2 separate regions of the Homo sapiens genome follow, and region 1 is linked to region 2. A link is a loop called in an ENCODE intact Hi-C map of the cell type or tissue named here. Cell type or tissue: PC-9. All regions are shown on one strand.

Region 1 (2,500 bases), 150 kb after region 2:
GGTCTCTGAGAATCACACTGTTGCTGAAAGGGAGCTGGCCTTGGGGAGGAGAATTCCAAATATAAGCTGTTTTTGACCCAGCGAGGAGAGCCCGCAGGCCAGGCTGAGAAGGCTCAGCGTGTGTGGGGAACGCTGGGTGCTCACCTGGCCCACCCTAGTATGGTGGACCTGGGGCTCCTGCCACCCCGTCCCCCTAACACCCAGCTCTTGAAGCAAGAGGAGCTCTGCCCCCCGCCGTGGAGGAACCAGGAGCAAAGGGCCCATCTCCCCAGCCCTTGCTCCTCCAATCAGGGTGGGTGGCCCCTCAAGTGGAAAGAACACAGGCTTGGGGTCCTCAGAGCTCTGGGGCCAAGCTTCACCCAGCCCTCCCAGCCACACCGCCAGGACAGGGCAGCCACGGCTCCCAGCCTCGGTTTGCGTTACCAAGTGGGGTGCACAGCACCTGGAGTCTCTTTACAACCCCAGAGTGGCTGCAGAGGGGCTCCCCAGAGAGGAGAGCGGCCGAGCAGGCGCGAGGGTGTGGATAGGCAGGTGAGTGGAGGGATGAGTGAGCAGTGAGTGTGAACTCAGCAGCCCCGGCCGAGGGAGCTGTGCCCAGGGCTGCTCCTAACACTCCCCACCCTCAACCCCTCCTGGCCGGTGGGCCAGAGCCAGAGGCAGGATGGGGGACATTCCGTCCCCTGGCTAACTGCTAACAGCGCCTGTCCTGTCTCTGGGCTGTTCGCAGGGCCAGCATCCCAGCCAGCGGCCAAACAGAGTCCACATTCATGAGCAGCCATTGAGGCTTTCCTACCGGCCGGGCACGGCAGCCGCCTGCAGAATGTGACCGTTGGGAGCGTCCCTGAGCGGGGTTTTCCGCATTCCTCCGGGGCTGCTGGGCCAAGGTGGCTGTGTGTAAACAGAGCCTGCGTCTCCAGGCCTGGATGTGGCCAGCCGGGCACTGCCCACTGGGAGGCTACAGAATGGAGCTTCTCTGCATTCCGGGCAGGGGCAGGAATGTGACTTGCTAAGATCCCAGCCAGAGGGGGCGTGGGAGCCAGGATACCCGGGTCTCCATACTGGAGGAGGCTGCCCCATCTGTAGAAGCCGGAGAGCCTGATGCCAGGGCCAGTCTCCATACTGGAGGAAGCTGCCCCATCTGTAGAAGCCGGAGAGCCTGGTGCCAGGGCCAATCTCCATACTGGAGGAAGCTGCCCCATCTGTAGAAGCCGGAGAGCCTGGTGCCAGGGCCAGTCTCCATACTGGAGGAAGCTGCCCCATCTGTAGAAGCTGGGGAGCTGGGTGCCAGGGCCAGTCTCCATACTGGAGGAAGCTGCCCCATCTGTAGAAGCCGGGGAGCCAGGTGCCAGGGCCATCCTCTGTGCCTTACACCAGCCCTTCGCTGTAGGAACCTTTTCTACAGAGACAGCGATAAAGCTCTCGAGTCACATAACCGCTCTCCTACAGTGTGCGCTTCAGTGGCTTTCAGGATATTCACAAGGTTGTACAAACATCACCACCATCTAGTTCTAGAACGTTTTTATCACCCCAAAAAAAACCCTGTGCCCATGAAGAAGTCACTCCCTATTCCCCTCTCCCAGCCCTCGGCAGCCGCTCCTTCCTGCCTGTGGATTTGTGCATTCTGGACACTTCGAGTACGTGGTTCCTACATCCCGCTCGTTTGTGACTGGCTCTGTCACTCAGCGTCACATCTTTAGGGTCCATCTGTGCCGTGGCGGGAGTCGGCGCTTCCTTCGTCTTTGCGGCTGAGCGCTGTTCTGCCCCGTGGACGGAGCACATTTTGTGCACGCACCCCTCCTCCGTTGGACGCCTGGCTTGCCTCCCCTGTCTGGCTGTTGTGAGTCCAGCTGCCGTGAGCTTTTGTGTACCGCTTCTGTGTGGGCACCCACTGTCATCTCTCCTGGGCAGCTTCCTGGGGATGGAAGTGCTTCGTCCCGTGGCCACCCTGGCCTTCAAGGAGCTGCCCCACTCTTTCCCACCGTTCCGCTCCCACCAGTGTGTCAGTGGTGGGAACCTCTTACCCCGACTCTGTGGATGAGGCAACCAGGCCAGGGGAGGGTGAGGCGTTGGCTCAGGACCACACGACTGGGAATGGGGCCAGGATTCAAACTGGGAATGGGGCTCAGGATTCCCTGAGTAGGGAAGTCAAGGCAAGGGAGTGAGTGGCCATGGGGACCTCAAGGCTGTGTCTTTGAACGACAGCGCAGTCCCCCAGGAGGCTCCCCCGCTGTGCCTCCCTGGCCCCCTGAGGACAGCACAGCCCTCGCCTCCTGAACACTTACCTGTCCACTCTCCACTCTCCACATGCAGGGCCAGGTGCTTCCTCAAGGGAGCCTGGTGAAGCCGCGAGTGAGGTGGGGTCGGCCTGCGGAGGGCCCCGCTACGCTGCCAGAGATGACGCTGTTCGTCCTTGCACAGCCTCCTCCCAAGGGACCCACAGCTTTTTTCCGGGGTGGCTGTGTGTCGAGGAGAAAGAAATAATCAGACTTTCGGGGGCCAC
Region 2 (2,500 bases):
GGCTCTGCCCTTCCTCGCCCCCTTCCAGGTGCCTAGACTTGGGAAGGAGAGGGATGCCGCCAAGCTCGGGTCCTGCAGGGCCCCGGCCTTCTGGTGTGGGATCTGGCTTGGGAAGGCCCGGCGCTGGGGCTGCTGCTGAAATTCTTGAGACTGGTTGACAAGGGATCCCGTGGTTTCATTTCGCACCGGGCCTCTCCAGGGATGGAGAGGGTCCTGACTGGCAGTGTCGAAGCCACGGGGTCTCTCCTTGGTCCCTGGCTCCCCTCACAGCCCTCCCTGCCCATGGAGCTCCGGGCTTCCGCACACATTTCTCTCCTTTTTAACGGCTCATTTCTTTGGGTTCAGCAGTACCTGGGTCCCCAGTGCCCTCCTTCTGAGGCTCTCTCCTTTGAGTGGCCACCCTCCCCCAACACACCTGGAGCGCGGAACTGGGAGTGCCGTGGACACCAGCCCTCCCTGGCCCAGAGCCTCTGCCTCTCCTGGGCCTCCCAAGAGTAAAACCTCTCCACGCCAGACCAGGCTGCAAACCTGGATTTGAAACCAGCGCTGTCGCACTCCTTGAACTGTATCAGGGGTTTTCAGTAGCGGGACGGGAACCAGAACCCAAAAGAGGCTCCTTCCTTGTCTTGAATTCCTCCCACCTGAGTTAGCATCTTGGAGGTCAACGTTTCAAGGAATTCAGTATCTGAGAAGAGAAAGACACCAAACCGTGGTTCCCCATGAGGACTTGTTGCTGAAAAAAACATCTAACTCCATACAATATTTGAAGAGAGTTATTCTGAGCCAGATGTGAGGAGCGTGACCCGTGACACAGCTCCAGGGGGTCCTGAGGACATGTGCCGCAGGGGGTTGGGCCACAGTGTGAGCTCATACACTATGGGGACAGGAGGTTCAGGCAGAGTCAGTCAATACTTGACAGATGTGCGTTGGCTCTGCCCAGAAAGGCGGGATGACTTCAAGGTGAGGAGGGGCTTCCTGGTCACAGGTGGGTTCAAAGACTTTCTGATTAGCAATTGGTTGAGAGAGTTAAGTTATTATCTGATCACCTGGACTCAACAGAAAGGAGTGTCTGGATTAAGATAAGGGGTTGTGGAGACCAAAGTTCGTATTCTGTAGAAGAAATCTCATAGGGGGCTGCCCTTCAAGGCAATAGATGGCAAATGTCTCCTATTGAGACCTTTGAAATGTGCTAGATGCTAAGCCCATCTCTCCAGCATCAGAAAAAGCCCTGGAAAGGGAAGAGGATTCTCTACAGAATGTGGATTTTCCCCACAAGAGACAGCTTTGCGGGGCCGTTTAAAATTATGTCAAACACTCTATTCCTTCCAGGACCTGCTCCCTGTCATGTGATGTTATACTAGACTCGGGTTGGAATTTGGTGTCTTATTGCTACAAACAGCCTGTGCTGTCAGTCTTAAAGTCTCAGTTTTAATGTGAGTGCTGGTCAGCTGGGCCTGAATTCCATAGGGAGGCGGGTATAAAGAGACGTGTCCGACCCCCACTTCCCATCACAGCCTGAACTTGTTTTTCAGGTTTACTTTGGAATCCTCTTGGCTGAGAAGAGGGTTCCATTCAGTTGGTTGGGGAGCTTAGAGTTTTATTTTTGGGCTGGGCGCGGTATCTCACGCCTGTAATCCCAGCACTTTGGGAGGCCGAGGCAGGTGGATCACCTGAGGTCAGGAGTTCAAGACCAGCCTGGCCAACATGGCAAAACCCCATCTCTACTAAAAATACAAAAATTAGCCGGGCGTGGTGGGGGGTGCCTGTAAGCTCAGCTACTCTGGAGGCTGAGGCAAGAGAATCGCTTGAACCTGGGAGGCGGAGGTTGCTGTGAGCCGAGCTAGTGCCACTGCAGACACAGCGAGACTCTGTCTCAAAAAAAAAAAAAATTATATTTGGTTCACAGACTTAAAAGAATCAGTGCTCTGCCAAGCAAACCAGCATCCCTCTAATTTTTTCTTAATTAATAAACTATTTTTAAGAGCAGCTTTAGGTTTCAGAAAATAGAGCAGATAACAATTACCATATCCCTTCTCTCCATCCTCCCTTGCCCTCCAGTTCCACTACTGAGAACATTCTGTGGGTGCTGACAGATGAATCATGGCACACGATCCCCATTACAGTATCACAGAGCAGCTTCCTGGGCCCCTAAATCCTCCATGCTCCTGCCACGGACCCTCCCTGCCCTCCTTGCTCCTGCCACTCACCCTCCCTGCCCTCTGTGCTCCTGCCAGTCACCCTCCCTGCCCTCTGTGCTCCTGCCACGCACCCTCCCTGCCCTCCGTGCTCCCGCCACTCACCCTCCCTGCCCTCCGTGCTCCCGCCACTCACCCTCCCTGCCCTCCGTGCTCCTGCCACTCACCCTCCCTGCCCTCTGTGCTCCTGCCAGTCACCCTCCCTGCCCTCTGTGCTCCTGCCAGTCACCCTCCCTGCCCTCCGTGCTCCTGCCACTCACCCTCCCTGCCCTCCGTGCTCCTGCCACTCACCCTCCCTGCCCTCC

Evidence for each region. Hi-C counts contacts between places; a loop is a spot of excess contacts. Peaks named below come from ENCODE experiments on the same cell type or tissue, not always from the same donor. Only the 100,000 strongest peaks of a DNase experiment are listed, where the experiment ranks them.
Region 1: a loop joins it to region 2, with 20 times the contacts of the local background. A loop is called at or near these places in 3 of 110 quality-filtered maps.

What each region holds. Positions count from the first base shown.
Region 1 is chr16:88,387,609-88,390,108 of GRCh38, forward strand. The region is part of intron 1 of ZNF469 (zinc finger protein 469); the gene reads left to right. Among named protein-coding and RNA genes, the nearest start is that of ZNF469, 5.9 kb to the left of the region's middle. In PC-9, a CTCF peak has its summit at 1,005; a DNase peak (open chromatin) is centred at 913; H3K4me3 peaks cover 739 bases; H3K27ac peaks cover 1,556 bases.
Region 2 is chr16:88,234,979-88,237,478 of GRCh38, forward strand. It overlaps a transcript of ZNF469 not described here. Among named protein-coding and RNA genes, the nearest start is that of LINC02182, 42 kb to the left of the region's middle. In PC-9, no CTCF peak of the experiment used is centred here; a DNase peak (open chromatin) is centred at 1,484; H3K4me3 peaks cover 1,386 bases; H3K27ac peaks cover 2,377 bases.